2 separate regions of the Homo sapiens genome follow, and region 1 is linked to region 2. Evidence: read pairs that join two places in POLR2A ChIA-PET (ENCODE). Cell type or tissue: Panc1. All regions are shown on one strand. Each heading gives the region's core, and the rest is flanking DNA. Links, peaks and the distances in the headings are about the cores only.

Evidence for each region. Peaks named below come from ENCODE experiments on the same cell type or tissue, not always from the same donor. Only the 100,000 strongest peaks of a DNase experiment are listed, where the experiment ranks them.
Region 1: POLR2A ChIA-PET joins it to region 2 with 6 read pairs; 2 of 35 experiments call an interaction of 5 or more read pairs at or near these places.

The regions. Positions count from the first base shown.
Region 1 is chr15:95,261,259-95,269,524 of GRCh38, reverse strand. No RefSeq gene overlaps it. Among named protein-coding and RNA genes, the nearest start is that of LETR1, 62 kb to the left of the region's middle. In Panc1, for the core only: no CTCF peak of the experiment used is centred there; no DNase peak of the experiment used is centred there; H3K27ac peaks cover 1,102 bases.
Region 2 is chr15:96,284,020-96,292,285 of GRCh38, reverse strand. It overlaps NR2F2-AS1 (NR2F2 antisense RNA 1), which reads left to right. Exons shown (of 5, transcript NR_125738.1): 2 at 1,503-1,656. Among named protein-coding and RNA genes, the nearest start is that of NR2F2-AS1, 39 kb to the left of the region's middle. In Panc1, for the core only: no CTCF peak of the experiment used is centred there; no DNase peak of the experiment used is centred there.

The DNA.
Region 1 (8,266 bases), core at 1,576-6,575, 1.0 Mb after region 2:
AATTAGAGATGGAAAAACCATGTTCTGTTAGACCGAGCCAGTTTCCTTTGGCTTGGTCTCCCTGCCCCATCCCCACACCCCCACCGAGTTTTATCCAAACTAGTCTGACTCAGGCAGTGGGACATCTCCCTCTTCCCTTGAGGTGCTATTTCCCAGATCAAATATTTTTCTAATATACAATCTAAATTATTGTCTCATGAATTCATCCTAAAATCATGAGATCTAAAATGCCTTAAGCAATATTCATTTTTTAAAACGGGAAAATCGTAAGCCTAGGTTTTCAAAGAGCAAAAATGCCACCTTCAAGCATAACAGTTAACTAAGAAGTAAAATCAAGACATATTTCCCTCTTCTGAAGTCCACCCATAAGAAGCAATGGAGATCCTACTTAGATTGTGTTATAGTGATAAAAATTCCACATACGAAAGGGGGTTAGGTAAACTTCTAATGGGCACTAAAACCCCCAAAGGAGACCCACTCTTTAAACTTCCATGATTGGACCATCTGGTGCTCTCAAGAGCATCTTAGTTTTGTTAAGCACCAACAGCTGCAAATGAAGTACAACCAGATCTATTTACACAGGATCCATACAGTAAAACCCTGCAGACAGACGTGATGCCCTTCCTCAGCGGTCCATAAGAAATCTTGTCACATACAAATTCACTTTCTTTGGTATTCCCTGCCCATTTCGGATATGATTCTATAACCACATTATGATTTTTGATAATTAAAATAGTAATGCTTCACCAAAAGAATAAAAAGTAAAACCAATTGGAAAAGTTTCAAACAGGGAACAAACAAGGACTGTTGCTTCAGATAGCTCGATCATGGCAATTTAAAAAGTGGCATCTCACAGCCAGGCGCAGTGGCTCATGCCTGTAATCCCAGCACTTTGGAAGGCAGGAGGATTGCTTGAGGCAATTGCAGAGACTGCAGAGACCAGACTGGGTGACACAGTGAGACAGAAAGATTTTAAAAATTAGCCAGATGTGGTGGCATGCACCTGTAGTCCCAGCTACGTGGGAGGCTCAGGCGAGAGATTCACTTGAGCCTGGGAGGTGGAAGGCTGCAGTGAGCTGAGATCACACCACTGCACTCCAGCCTGGGCAACAGAGTGAGACTCTGAAAACAACAAACAAACAAAAAAAAAAAAAACAAACAAAAAAAACCCTCCAGAGTATTGATATAAAATTGTGGTCTGCCAAGAAGTCCACAAAAGGGCTGCTATAGAATTAACAAGGAGAGATAGAAGGAGGTCAATGCTTCAGACAGAGAAGTAAAAAAAAAAAAATTCTCTGGGGAAGTGATTTATACACTGAGATCCCGTGGCTGAGGAGGATCTAGCTAAGGGAGGCATGGAGGAAGAACATAGTGGCCACCATGTGCATACGAGGTCATGAGGTGGGAAGTGCGTGCAGAGACTTCTTGAGTAATTGCCAGAAGTTCTTGTGGCCATAGCCCAGGAAGAGAGGACCCAAGACTGGGGAATGATGGAGTGGCACATACATGTTGGGCTGGGCCTGGAGGACCGATGAGCTAGGGCCTGGCCATGGAGGGGAAAACACAGGACCTAAGGTAGATCTGCAGCTATATGGCTTCAACAGAGTGGTGTGTAAAATGCAGAAGCCAGGAAGACGTGGGGGTGGGGCCAGGTATGGTGTGTAGGGCATGGGGATGAGAAGAGTCAAGATGCCCTGTGTGGATCTGTTAATTCCAAATAGAAGTTGTGAGACCTCCAGGGCTCTCCACTTCCTCTCTCTGTCCTCCTTCCTCCCACATTTATTGAGCAATAGGGGATGGGAGACAAAAACTAACAGGATTCTGGTTAGGAAGATCACAGCCTCCTGGAGGTGGATGTGGAAACACAGAGGAGTAAATCAATAACCACAGCGTGGTGAAAGCTACGTAAAGGGACCCAGGGAGCAATGAGAGGACAGCTCCTCTCTCTGTCGCATAGACTGAAAGGGCTTATTGCAGTGAAAAGCTAGTTATAGAACTAAGTTAGTGATAGAAACTAAAGCTAGTTATAGAAACTAAGGGATATGGATCCTGTATCAGGTTGAGAAAAGGGGAAGGGAATTTAAAGCAGCTGGAAGTGTAACAGTGGAAAGACTTACAGTTGTGAGAGGAGAAAATCGACACAAGGCAAGTTAGGTAGCTCTGAGTGGCCAAGACACAGAGTGCCTTCAAGGAAGGGGTAGAGTAGTCAGGAGCCTTGAGGTCTATGCTTAGGCACTTGGTCTTAATCCTGCAACCCAAGGGTTACCACAAGGTGTGCATGAAGACAAACATCAGGCAGCAGGCAAGAGGAAGATATGGGGTGGTGAGAGGCAGGAGGCAACATCCATGAACCAGAGTCCAAACTCAAGATGCTAATCCCTGAGCTGTAAAGATGATTCCAGAATCTGTGATGTGAACTCCCAGGGATGGTGGGCTGTGGCCCATAGTAGCTCATTCTCACTAGAGGCCAATGATGGTTGGGACATACTGTCAGATCTTATAGCTATTTAAGGATGAGGGAGAAAATAACGAGGATGGTTGTTTTATTAGTCAACGCTAAGTCTTGGATTAAAACATACTTCGGACTCCTATTTTTACCGACTATGTTGCACACCCTGTTTTGGCACTTTGTGCTTTTTAAGATCCAAGATAAATAGACAAAACTCTCTTCAAACCTTTATCCCCAGATGAGACCTGCTAACAGAGTCCTAGATGGTAGAGGATGATAAATTTGCATTTTTCTAGTAGTCATGTTAACATTCTTCAAATATAAATATCACCACTTTTATAAGCTAAAATAAGCATTTATAGTTTCCTGAAGATTTTTGAATGTGCATCAGCAATTACATTTGAATTATAAAGTCAGCTGAGATGTGAGGCCAGACTGAATTCCAGAGCAGATCCAAGACAGCACATTCGAGTCAAGAGGCTGCAGCTGGCCAAGCCAGGAAGGAAAGGTTCTTTAAAAGGACAAATTGAGCAAGCTGTTGACAACGACCTTACGATTCAGTATTGTTCTGAGATTAGTTTAAAGAGAAAAAGAAAAGATTCCTCAAACCCCAAATCATTTATTAGTTTAGGATACGACTGATCCAGTTCCCAGCCCAGAAACAGAAGTTCAAATTCTGACGCCCTGGGACGTCTGCATGCAAGCAGAATTCAGTTCCAAGACCAGTGGATCCAAGGAAGGAGCGAGATGGATTCCATTTTTACTACAAATTTCAAGGGGGATTACTTCAAAAAGGAAAGAAAAAACATGCTGAGGCAAGAAAACTGAAATCAATACACCCAGGGTGACGGATTCAATTGAAATAAGAAGAAAGTTTATTGGTGTATCAACAACAAATTCCCTTGCTTTAAGATGATATTTTGAGGGAACATAAATCTTATGGACTACTGACGTATCCATAGAGCTACACTTGGGTTGCTTTATCCGGGAGAAATGATAGATTTGTCTCACCATGAGTGCTCACCTGGCTCCTCAAATGCCAATCACAGGCAAGACAGAGGCCAAGGAGAGCTTGTTAGTTTCTTAAACCTGTTCAGTTTCTACACAAGGGAAGAAAATAAAATAGTTGTGATGGAGATATATTTGGGGTTTTGTCATTATTATATAAACGAACTAAAAGTCTTCATGTTAATTTTTATTAATTCCCAAATCAACAGCAGAATATTTGGTATTTTGTTTTTAAACTTTGATTTGGAATTCTAAGCAACTGTAACAGTGACTCATCAATAAAAGCAAATATTGATTTGATCAACAAATGTTCTCAACTCTCCACTCAAAAACGATGTTAGTTTGTTTTAATAGGTAAAAACTATTTGCTTTTATGAAGAAATTACAGGTAGTAGATGACCTCACCTTTCAGCCACCCCACAGAAACAGCACATATGGGCCACAAAGTGATTTCAGTTCTTGTGACAGGAAGTCAGAGCTGACGTTAATGCATTTTTGTGCTGTGCCTTCACTAAGTTCCAAGCTAGTGGTCCTACCTTGTAGAGGCTGTCAAGCTCTGTTCAGAAATCAAGGCTTGCCTGTTACAGCAGTTTTATTTTATTTTTACAGCCTTTATTTTCAATGAAAGAGTTTTTTAAAGCACAGGATTAATTTAGAGGACGTGAAAACAGACATAGCTACCAGTCTTTCGTAAGCAGGCATACCCCTGCACAAGGCTTCCTGATAAGTACTTTGATTCCCACAAGATGGCCTTGCTCTTGTTAGAATTAAATTTGGAGGTAACTGGGGCAACATTTGGTGAAAGTCCTGTAAAATAGGTCACCTACCACACAGTGAAAGAGGAGAAGTGACTCAAAGGGTAGCTGGGAGCAAAGGCGTATCACCATTCCGAGAGAATAGGATTTAGTGATTGTTACACAAGGAAACTGTGTCCAAAGACCCTTTCAAAGGGCTTAAGAAAGAAGTCTTTGTTGGTGGGAGTGATTGAATCTACCTCTGCTACCTTCTTTTACACATCACAGTATCCCATGACACACCAAGCACACCGTTTAGGGAGGTGAACGTCATGCGATACAGCTTAATAAACACAAAGACGTAAGGTTGGTGTTCTGTTCCCAACTTCTGCCCTACTTGCTGTACCACACATTAAACATCGGAGCACTCTGTTCTGGGCTGGGCTTGGGCCCAGGCACACTTGAATGAATTAGGTACAGTATTAGGACCAGCTTCGAATCAGCTTCTGTTATTTTTGTTAAGCCAACCTCTGTGTTACCCCGTCCTTACTTTTATTACCTGATTTTACTGTTTCTCACAACACATCTGACCTCTGCAAAATGGATCCTTCCACATGCGCTTTAATCCTGTGTTCTGTCTTTTCATGAAATGTCATTTTGAAAATCTCCTTCACATTAGATTGCATACATATCTGTTTATCTGGGGTTATTTTGAAGAGTGTAATTTTTTTGAAACCGAATTTAGAAATATGTACACATTGAATAATAGATATTTCTTCAGATGAATATTATGTAGTTATGTTCCCATTTTCCAAGTTTCTTCTTGGTATTAAGGGCATACTTTAACCCTTTTAGGAGAGAAGTACAATTGTACATTATTCCAGTAATGCTTAATATTTAATATTTATGTAACCTCCTATGCTTTTTAAGTTGCTATTTTGTACAGTTTTGCTTCTTGTAGTCCCTTCACATAGATGCAACATGTAGCCTATTGTTTGGATTAGTTGTTCTTACTTGTCAGAATTATGAGTAGTATAATTGTTTTACTGATGAGACAACTCTGTAATAGAGAGGTGAATAACTTGTCCAAAATTAGGTGGCAAATTGGCTCATAACCAATTGAGATACGTTTAGAAGCTGACTGACTCCAATAAATACTAAAGCATTTGCTATTATGGATAGATCTCAAACTTAGTTCCAACAATACCGATAATAATAAATAATTATAATTATAATTGTTATTATTATATTAAAACCAAAGAGTTGTTATACAAATTTTCACAGAATGACCCTTGGTCACAGAATGTTTCAGCATGGACTAAGCTAAAAAGCAGTGAAGTGGTTCTCAACTAAGGGTGATTTTGCCCTCAGGGACATTTGGCACTGTCTGCAAATAGTTGCAATTTTCATAAATGGGGAAGGAGAAAGTTAGTACTGGCATCTGGTGGGTAGAGGTCAGGGATGCTGATAAACATCTTATCATGCACAGGACAGTCTCCCACAACAAGGGCTTATCTGGCCCTAAATATCAAGAGTGCTGAGGTTGACAGACCCTGCTGTGGTCTATATTTCAAAGGCATGTTTGTACACACAAAAAATAAAATAATAAAATAAAATATCAAAAATTGAAAAGTGAGATAGTCAGAAGAGTAAAGCATTGGTTGTTCTTTTGAAGTATTTTTCAAAAATTTGATAGCTACCTAACTGAAATCCAGGATGCCTCAGTTTAAGATGATTTAAAAGCAATTAACTCTTTACCATAGCTTGACAAGGGACACTTCCTGTGGGTCTATTATTAAGTGAAGATTCCAGAGCAAGGCTGACATAGGAAATACGTACCCAGTATCAGAAAATTCTGCTCTGATGATAAACTTCCTAAGAATGCAAGCTTTGTTTCTTCCTGATAATCTTTCATTTTTCTAAACTCTTTCTCTTGCCTTATACTGCAGATATGAATAAGCCTGGATAAGATTCAACAGAATTGAGCCACAGAAAACCACTTTTTAACCTCGAGGTTCATCATGAGAATCATTTCTAGGATTCATCCCTTTCCTTTGCAGATTGGAAATGCTTATAAGGATAAAAGATTAAAAGATAAGGGAAGGGCTTCATCCCCAAACCCTTTAAATGTTAGGATTCTCTCTCTCTGTCTCTCGTTTTACAGGGATACCAATGAAAGGCACTTATGGGCGACATTCAGACTTTTTATATTTTTACCACATTCCAGTAAAAGTCCCTCTCCAAAGAAATTTGGCCCAAGATGGAATGAAAGAATGAAAGACATTTTATTTTTTCTCCTAGATGTTGGCAATACTCCACTCCTACATGTCTGAGGTTGTTTTCATCTTGCAAAGGACTTTGATATTTGTGAATGTGGCTACAACGCTTAAAAAAAGAGCAGTGATAATGTACACTAACTATTCAGCTTTTACATTAATGCTTAACAAGAAAAAACAATTTTATCGTCCTTGATTATGGCTATAAAAATTAAGAAACCCAGAAGGAACGGGAAGATCTGTGTCCTTAAAAGCAAGCAGCTCCCATTTCACTGAGTTGTTATATCTAATTTATCCAGTGCACCCTGAAAATGAGACCCTCACCTTCTCTAACTTCCAGTCTATGCAGAGCCAGCTCTGACCGGGGCTGGTATATTTGTCCTGAGGTTCTGAGCCAGTCCTGAGGTTCTCACCCTTTTTGGTGTTGGCAATGAGTCTGCATCAGGAGGAGACTTATCTCCCTTTCTCTGCCTATTCTTTCCATCTCTATTCAAGATGAAATTTTAATAAATCAGATACATTCATATTAATTCAACATTCCTCTTGCTAGGTTTCTACAGAAGCTTATAATATTAATTGGGGTAGGGGCACATCATGCCGAATATTTGGAAGCTGAAACCGATAAAATGTGATGTTCTGGAATATAAACTGAATAGTAAGGAAATTATCTGGACTACTGAGTAAAACAATGAAGTTGGTTTAGGGGTGAGGAGTAAATAACGAAGTTGCTTATATTTTATTAAATCTGTATGTCCTTTGAAGTAGGTCTGGAATAACAAGTAAATACTTCTCTTTAGTTTAGTCGTTGGAATGTCGCTATTTCCTTTGAAAATTGAATGACAGACCCCAGAGAGGAAAACTGTCTGAGGAAGGCCATCTGGAAGGGCAGGAAAGAAGATCTTGGGAGAAGCTGTCAAAAACTCTCTGGATATTAGCTCCCTGTATGCAAGCCAATTTTCCCTCCCACGCTGTTCACATTGAGCTGCATGTTTACCCTCCCCTGCCCCATGCCCACCCCAGACCTTATAGAGGGGCCCGGAACCCAGGAGTCTCTTCGATGTGTGAAGAATTTAAATGTCTTGGTCAGGCCTGGGCAAAACCAGGACATCAGATTTGAGGATAGCCTTCCCTCTTGTCTGCCATGCTAAATCTCTACCCTGTCAGGAAATAAACCCAATATCATAATTCTATAACTGATTTTCCTCGGAAGGGATTACATCCAACTTGGTAACCAAGCAGTTGATACTCAGGATAGTTTTGCCTTCTAACGAATTTGTGCCAAAATTCAGAATATCACATTACAGCATTTGCAAAAGAATAGTGTAAAGGCCAGAGAAAAAATGAGCAATGCAGAATATTGCTCCTTAAGTCATCAAAGAAATACAGACAATGTGTCCTATTACGACACCTCAAATACCTGTCACTAACTCCATCCAGCTGTGAGTGTTCAGGAGACAATATTAACAGATGTGTGGTTGGAAATTAGCTGTTTGGGGGGTATTTTTAATGAGATAGTTCTTTATTATTTTTTCTAGAATAAATTCCCCTTCTTTAGTTAGCCTTGATAAAACAGTGTCCAAGGTAAGTCTTGGAATCTCATCAGAAATCTCAAATGATTATTTTAGCTCTTTCAACTTTCTCCTCTTCAAAGCCATTAAACAAAGCAACTAATGAGTAAATATATAGGATGGCTTAAGATTTATTTCTTTCTCCACGGTTTATTCAGAAGTAATAAAATATTAGCAAAGGTAGCCAAGGCGGCTCATGCCAGTAATCCCAGTACTTTGGGAGTCTGAAGT
Region 2 (8,266 bases), core at 1,232-6,231:
TGGTGCTTCCCTCACAATAACTCTGCAAGGCAGGTGTGACTATCTCCACGTACTGAATTAGGTGGCAGAGGTCTAGAGAGGTGAAATGATTGCCTGGTGTCACTCAGGTAGTAAGTGGAGCAGGGGGTGGCTTGACCACAGAGCCAAGGAAAAAGGTCATGCCAGTGGTCCCCATCTTGGAGTGCAAATCCTCTCAACCTCTTTAGCAAGCGCCAGATTCAGGAATATAGCAGGTAATCCACACCACCAGCAAAAGTCAAAAGAGCCCAACTCTCATCTTTTCTAAGCATTTTAATGTGAGTCCTTCATGGTAATTAAGGTAGGAGAAGCCGTTGAATCAGCCCTATAAATCATGTCCACCTGGAAGAGAGTTCTTATTCAGGGATTTGTGTGAATAAGCAGGGAGGCTTTGGGAGGCTGAGGCGGGTGGATCACGAGGTCAAGAGATCGAGACCATCCTGGCCAACATGGTGAAACCCCATCTCTACTAAAAATACAAAAAATTAGCCGGGCGTGGTGGTGGTGCGCGCCTGTAGTCCCAGCTACTCGGGAGGCTCAGGCAGAATTGCCTGCACCCAAGACGCGGAGGTTGCAGTGAGCTGAGATCATGCCACTGAACTCCAGCTTGGGCAACAGAGGGAAACTCCATCTCAAAAAAACAAAAAACAAAAACCAGAAAATAAAAAAGTAAAAAAAAACAAAAAACAGGGAGGTCACTGTTTTCTTATTAGAACAGTGCTCATACAGACATCAGATGAATTTTGGGGCCTCCCCAGGAACTGTTTTAAAAGAAAGAGGGGGCCAGCCAGACATTGGTGTGGAGAAGGTGAGGAAAAGCCTCCATTTGGTTGCCTAGAATTAGAATATTTCCAAGTCAACACTGTCAATCTCCCCACTCTGACATGCAGTAAATCCAGTACCCACAACTAAAGTGTTTTCTTGCTTTCTTTTTCTTTTCTTCTTCTTCTTCTTTTTTTTTTTTTTTTTTTTTTAGACAGAGGGAGTCTTGCTCTGTCATCCAGGCTGGAGCGCAGTGGTGCAATCTCGGCTCATTGCAACCTTCCGCCTCCCCAGTTAAAGCAATTCTCCTGCCTCATCCTCCCAAGTAGCTGGGGTTACAGGCACCCGACACCACGCCTGGCTAATGTTTTGTTTTTTTAGTAGGGACGGGGTTTCACCATGTTGGCTGGGCTGATCTTGAACTCCTGACCTCGTGATCTGCCTGCCCTGGCCTCCCAAAGTGCTGGGATTCCAGGTGTGAGCCATCGTGCCCAGGGTTTTGCTTTCTTTTCTTTTGTTCCTTCTCTTCCCACAAAACCAGGTATTATTTAAGTCTCTTGAAAAGCTGCACAAACCAACTGTTCCTCCCAGATTATCCCTTTCAGAGCTCAGGTGATAAGCCACCTTGGGTTACACCTCCCATGACTTGTGGTCAGATGCGGGCTGTGTCACTCTGCCTTATCCTACCTTACAAGAAAATATCTGTGTGTTGGCCTCACCAGGTCCCAGTTCCTCTGGGAATCGTCCTGTATGCAACATCTTCACAAGAGTGGCAGGCAGTTGAATCTCTGGCCTTCGTGGGACCACTGGACATCTGGCAGAGAACCAGGAAACCACGGTTCCCTTCTGTGAGTCCCTCAGCCGGAAAACTACAAGGTGTGTGACTGTAGGATGAGGCTTTTTGAAAGATGAAGTACGACACTTTGAGAAAGTGTTTGGAAAGAAACTGGCTGATGTCGAATGGAAATCTGAACATTCACAGATTTCTTTTCCTAGATATAGAAACGCAAAAGCTTACATGTACACATTTAAAAAAAATTAAATTATCTTTTCTTTCTTGCCTTCCTTTTTTTCCCCGCTTTTTTTGTTTTTTTTGGTCTTTTTCTTTTATTCCTGGTTAATAGTAATTCCCATTTTTAACCAAGGAGTGGTAAAACTGACACTGTCATATTGCTGATAGGATATATTAGCAAAATCCTTTTGGAAATTCATTTGCAGTGTGCATCAAGGGCCCATAAAAATGTATGAGAACTATGTGATAATAAGGAAACAGGATATGCACTCTTAATGCTTATAAATACATAGGCAAAATATACGTAGTCATACTAATAGGTAATATTTATTGTCTACTTAATATATGACAAGCACAATGCCACATGTTTTACAGGCATTGTCTCATTTATTTTGTACACAGACTTTGTGTGGTGGATATTATTATATCTCCATTTTATAGATTAAAAAAGAGAGGCCTGGGGAGACTAATTGGTTTATTTGGAGTCTAGTGTGAGATTTCAACCCATCCTAATTGATTACAGAGCTTACACTATTAATTTATAATACCTTATCATTCCTCATAATATGTGGTTATAAGTAAAAAACAAACATTAACAACCAAAAAAAAAAAAAAAAACCCACACCAGCAAACAAAAATCAGAGAAGCTCTTCTCTTATAATAACCACATGAGAAAATAGGAAAGCTTAGACTGAGAAAACGGCCAAACCTAAAAAAGCGTATTTGCAACCAGTTAATAAAATGACAGGTAGCCTTCAACACTTAAATGTTTTAAGGTTTTTTTTTCTCTGGATGGGGATTAGACCCTATATGAATGATTTTTGACCAAAAGAATCTAATTGATATTATTCTGCTAATTTAAGGAGTTCAAGGGAACAAGTCTTACATGTAGTTGCAAAGGACTTTGAAAGGACTTTGTCCAGACTTAGGTGAGAATTTTCTTTTGGACTGGGTCCTAGGTTAGTGTTCCTTAACTTTCTTAACTTATATTGTGTGAGAACATAGCTGAAGATATTAATGGAATCTATGGTTTCTCTTTCTCTCTCTCTCCAGAAAAACACATATATTAACATTATTCAACATTTTGCTGTATATATTTTAATTTTATCTTTTTTTCAGGAAACTTTGAAAATTTTAGGTTTATTGCTGGTTTAAGATTTAAACTAAAATTTCCCTTTCTGTTTTGGCTTCCAGAATGTTCTTTATACCTCAGAGAGAGGACTTTCCTTTTTCTAATAATTTTTTTTTTTTTTTTTTGAGACAGAGTCTCGCTCTGTCACCCAGGCTGGAGTGTAGTGGCACGATCTTGGCTTACTGCAACCTCTGCCTCCCAGGATCAAGCCATTCTCCTTCCTCAGCCTCCAGAGTATCTGGGACTACAGGCACACGCCATCATGCCCAGCTAATTTTTGTATTTTTAGTAGAGATGGAGATTTCACTATGCTGGCTAGGCTGGTCATCTTGAATTCCTGACCTCAAGTGGTCCACCTGCCTGGGCCTCCCAAAGTGCTAGGATTCCCAGCATGAGCCACCGCACCTGGCCTGTATCTCTAATAATTTAAATACTGATGCAGTTTCTTCAGAGTGTTGTCTACACCTGGAAAACTGAGGTCGGTAAAGTAAGCAAGTATAATGCATAATTTAGTTTCAATGTTTTCATTAATATGATACCATACCATTGTGAACACTTGTATTTGGTTGCATGGCTAACAACTACCTTTTGGATTTTTCATGTTAGAATGAAAAAAATGCATGGCATACATCACCAAGAATCAAAGGTTGTGCCTGGCAGTGTAATTGACTATGTAATAAAGAGAGAAGCTTTGCTAGGTGAGTGGACAGCATAATGAGAGGCTTTGTTCACATCTGCAGAAATGCATTTTCGTTAAACACCTGTGTTAAGCACAAGCACATAAGGCACAGTGATAGATGGATGTAAAACATGGGTAGATGATGTCCTTGTATGAGATTCTACAAAGACTCCGATGTGTTGAGGTTTGGAAGCATTCAGGCAGCCTCCTGGCACTATTGGCTATGCTGCTAATGAGATTACAGGCAGGGCATGATTTCATTCCATGTAATATTTTTGTCATTAGGAAGAGGCAAGTTATTTTTACCTGTCAATTTCTGTTTTTTGAAATTGAAAAATTCTCAGGTACGAATCCCAAAAGACTTTACATGCAACCTCCATGTCCTATTCAGGACTGTTCAAGGAGAAGACAGAAACACCATGTTTAGAGGTCATTGGTCCATCTACTCTAGAAACTTCCCCTTGGCAGTGGTCCCTGCCTATGTTACAGAAGACGGCAAAAATACGAGCCATCGTGCATCTGGCCAGTTCTGCAATGCTCTATCCCAGGGGGAAATTCCTTCCTCACTCCAGCTGGTGAACAGCTATGCCCTGGAGCCCAGGACGGACATGCCTTGTAACTTTTTAACTTAGTTAGTGTAACTACCAATATTATTCCTATTCATATAAATGTCTAATCCTTTCTTGAATCTTGCTAGACTATTTGCCTCAATAATATCCTGCGGCACTGAATTCCACAGGTAGATTATACGCTGCTTTAAAAAGTATTTCCTTTTCTTGGTTTTAAATTTGTTGCTTTTTAATGTCACAAAATAGCCCTTGTTCTTGCATTAAGTGGCACAGGATAGAAGCATTACAAATGGACCCTTATTTCTTCCAAGCAGTTTCTTCACTAATATTAAAACCCTATTTTCTTCATATATTTTCTATTTTGGCATATATAATCTTGATTTAATGAAATGATTTATGTAATTAGTCTCACACTATTTTATGAACATAGTAGGCACTGGTAAAAAGCTTTCCTTGGCATTCAGTGTCATTTATTGGACAAATATTTATTGAGCATCTATTATGTGCAAGAACTGTTCTAATTTTGGAGAGTCAGCTTCACATAAGACTGGGTCATTTTTCTGAAGGACTTACTTTTCTAGAGAAGGAGATAAGCAGTAATATAGTGAATAAATCTATGAACCTCATGGTTTCAGATGGTATTAAGTATTACGGGAAGATTGAAAGGTGGCTGGAGCCGATTTGCATTGCACAGTCAGGGAGTGGCTCTCTGAAAAGAGGACAGTTGCCATCAGCTGTCAAGGAGCCCCTTATGTGAAATCTCCATGAAGGTGAACTCCAGCTCCGAAACAATGCCCAGTAGTTGTTGAGGCTCAATCATTATTTGTTGAGTGCATAAATGAATTAAGGTTGAGAAGGAAAGCCTTAGTTACTAAAATCACCAGGAATTTACTCAGTGGATTCAGGGGGATCATTTCTTGAATCCCCGTGTTCTGTAACTCCCAACACTGTGGGAATAAACAAAGCAGGGGCTGTAGTTAGTTAGACTGGGTTTCAAGACCTGACCATGGTCCCCAGCTTACCAGCTGTGTGTCCTTGGGCAAGTTACCTAATTGCTCTCATCCACAGAACCCTCCTTTATAAAAATGAGAGTAAACTTTCTTCCTTCATGGGAGTTGGAGGTTTGAAGGCAAAGTTAACGTGGAAGTTCTTTTTAAACTGCCAAATGGTGTAGAGGTGTGGTTATTCTTGAGGGAACCAGCTGTTCCCAGTGTCAGGCTCTGCTCTTTCATTTTTCCCTCGTTCCCTTCCTCATGTTCTGCTTCCTTCCATTCCCTAGTTTATCCCTGCCCCTGCCTAAAGCCCACCAGGGCATCCATGGGACTTAGCTTTCTGTCCCGGAGGTGGCTCAAGCAGGGTGGACATACCTTTCTGAAATTCTTATCTATGTCTTAGGAACTTTTACAGTGGAGCTGTTGTGTATTGATGCAGCGGACTGGATGTGGCTTTCGAATAGTGATTGTCTGCTTTTATTTTGTTTACTGCTTAATCTGCTGGGGTCAAGTTACCGAAACTTCTACGTATAAAGACAGTCCTTGCCTGAATTTCCGAGGGAATCTTGCCCCAGAAATCAAGCCTTTGGTTGCAACGGGCTGCCTGGCTGCCTTCGGCTTCCCTCTGTGTTCCAGCCTGACTGGCATATGCATACACTGTTTCCTCATGTTGCCTCTTGTTATTCTTTTTAATTGTCCCTTAATGTACGTTTTTTTTTTCGTTTAGGCAATTTGAAATAGAGCATGTGCAGCTCTGCATAATAATATATGATAGGAAACATTTCAAGGAATAAATTATTAGAATTGTTTACATGCATGGTTCAAATTTACTGGCAAATTGCTTAGGCCTCAGTTTTATGATGTAGCTGCCAGCTAGGCTCCTTCAGGGTGAAACTCTGAAATAGGAGAAGCTGCCCAGCGCTGTCCCTTCCCAGCACTTCCTCTCCTTGTTCCTGCCCTTTCAACACCTCCCTCCTTTCCCGCCCCCAAATAACTCTGTGGAGCTGCCAGGCCTTTTGCACCTTAATGTGAAGACATTTCGTGGGTCCTCCCCGGACCCGCCCCCAGCAAAGGTGAGGTGCGCAAAGGAATAAATCTCCAATGGTGTAATTTTAGACACTGTGGCAACTGGGCAGCGCGGCTATTTTTGGCCATGGGGCTTTCTCCTTGACCTGAGATGATATTGCCTGGCTGCTGCCAGTGCACCCGGCCAACCCTGCACGCGGTCCTTTTCGCAACGTGTTTGCCATTCCTGGGGGCTGGCTTCTTCCTCTTTCTGTCAAGCAGCTCTGTGCTCATGCACGATGCTGTGTGTTTGAGCAAGGGTGTGAAGCGGTCGACGCGTGCCCACCTAGGCTTGCCCCAGGGTGACACTCTCAGGCAGTGGTCAGGCCACCTCTGAGGGGCAACGCAGATGGAACAGACGTCCTTTCACATTGGGGGTGGGGGAAGATTTCCGGTCCAGTTTCTGGGTCTCCCTCAGCCTCCATACTTGATCAGCTGCTCAGCGACCATTCTATGAGTCACTCCTTCTCTGGGTAAGGCGAGCCAGGCAGCCTCCAGGCCACAGGGTTCATGCATTCCCGCCCACACTGCTTCATTTGAAGCCGCATCCTCACAGAGATTCTTCTGACCACCCGGCTTGCTGTCTTCCCACTCAAGCTCCTCATGCAGCTGCTGTCTACAGACCCCCTGGACTGCCTGGGGAAGTGAGTCGGAGCTCCTGCAGCAGAGGGGTGGAACAGCTACACGAAGATCCGAAGGTGGCCAAAAATAACAGCGCTTTCCAGATGAGGGTAATGTTATAGCCAAGATCATCGCTGGGGTAGGGTGTCTTGTTCTTTGTTTTACAACCTAAAAAGTACACAGAAGACTCAAAGATCATTCAGGAAGGAGGAATCAAGTCAGTACAGAACAGAGAAATGGGAGCAGTTAAAAACAAAGGAATTGAGTTTCTTTATGCCAAAAGAGAGAAAACAGAGGCCTTTTATAGATAGAGAGAGAGCCCTGGCTATCTGGATGGAAGATCTGTTTTCTCCAGCTTCCATGGCCGCAAAAGAAGGGGAGAATTCTGAATTTGCAGAGAGAGAGAGAGAGAAAAAGTGAGAGAGAGAGAGAGAGAGAGAGAGAAAGGATATAAGGAGAGACTGACCAAGGAACAAAAGAGCAAGGAGTTAGACAAAAAGGGAGAAAAAGATCAAGAGACAATGTTGCCGTCTCTTATCTGCTATTGGATGAAATTTAATAGAAACGTATTGAGAACCAACTATATCTAATCCAGTTATCTATTTCTGCATGACAAATCGCCCTGAAATTTATTAACTTAAAATCACAAAAATCAAGTTATGATGATCTGTCATTGTTTTGAGTGTTGACTGGGATCAGCTGGGTGGTTCCCACACAGTCTTTCTTGAGGATAAAGATGAGGTCTGGCGGAGGCCAAGGCTGGAGTCATCACTGAGGCTGCCTCACTCTCATGTCTGCTGGTTGATGTTGGCCATGGCTGCGACCTCAGCTGGGGCTGTCAACTGGAACCCCTGCATGGGGTCACTCCATGTAATCTGAACTTCCTCACGGCATCTCATCCTTGCACTTCTCACATGGCCACTCAGGACTCCAAAGATGAGTGTCCCAAGAGAGTAAGGTTGAGGCTGAATGATTCTTTATTTTATTTTATTTTTTTTCTTGAGATGGAGTCTCACTCTGTCGCCCAGGCTGGAGTGCAGTGGCGTGATCTCAGCTCACTGCAACCTCCACCTCCCGGGTTCAAGCGATTCTCTTGCCTCAGCCTCCAGAGTAGCTGGGATTACAGGCGCCCGCCACCACGCCTGGCTAATTTTTGTGTTTTTAGTAGAGAAGCGGTTTCAACATGTTGCCCAGTCTGGTCTCGAACTCCTGACCTCAAGTGATCTGCCCGCCTCGGCCTCCCAAAGTGCTGTCATTACAGGTGTGAGACACTGCACCCGGCCCAAATTATCCTTTTTGACCTACCAAGTGACCTTTTCTATTGTCCACCAATCACTAAGATCAGCTCAGATTCAAGGGCAGGGCATTTAGATACCTCCTCTGGATGTGGGGAGTGTTAAAGAACTCATGGACATG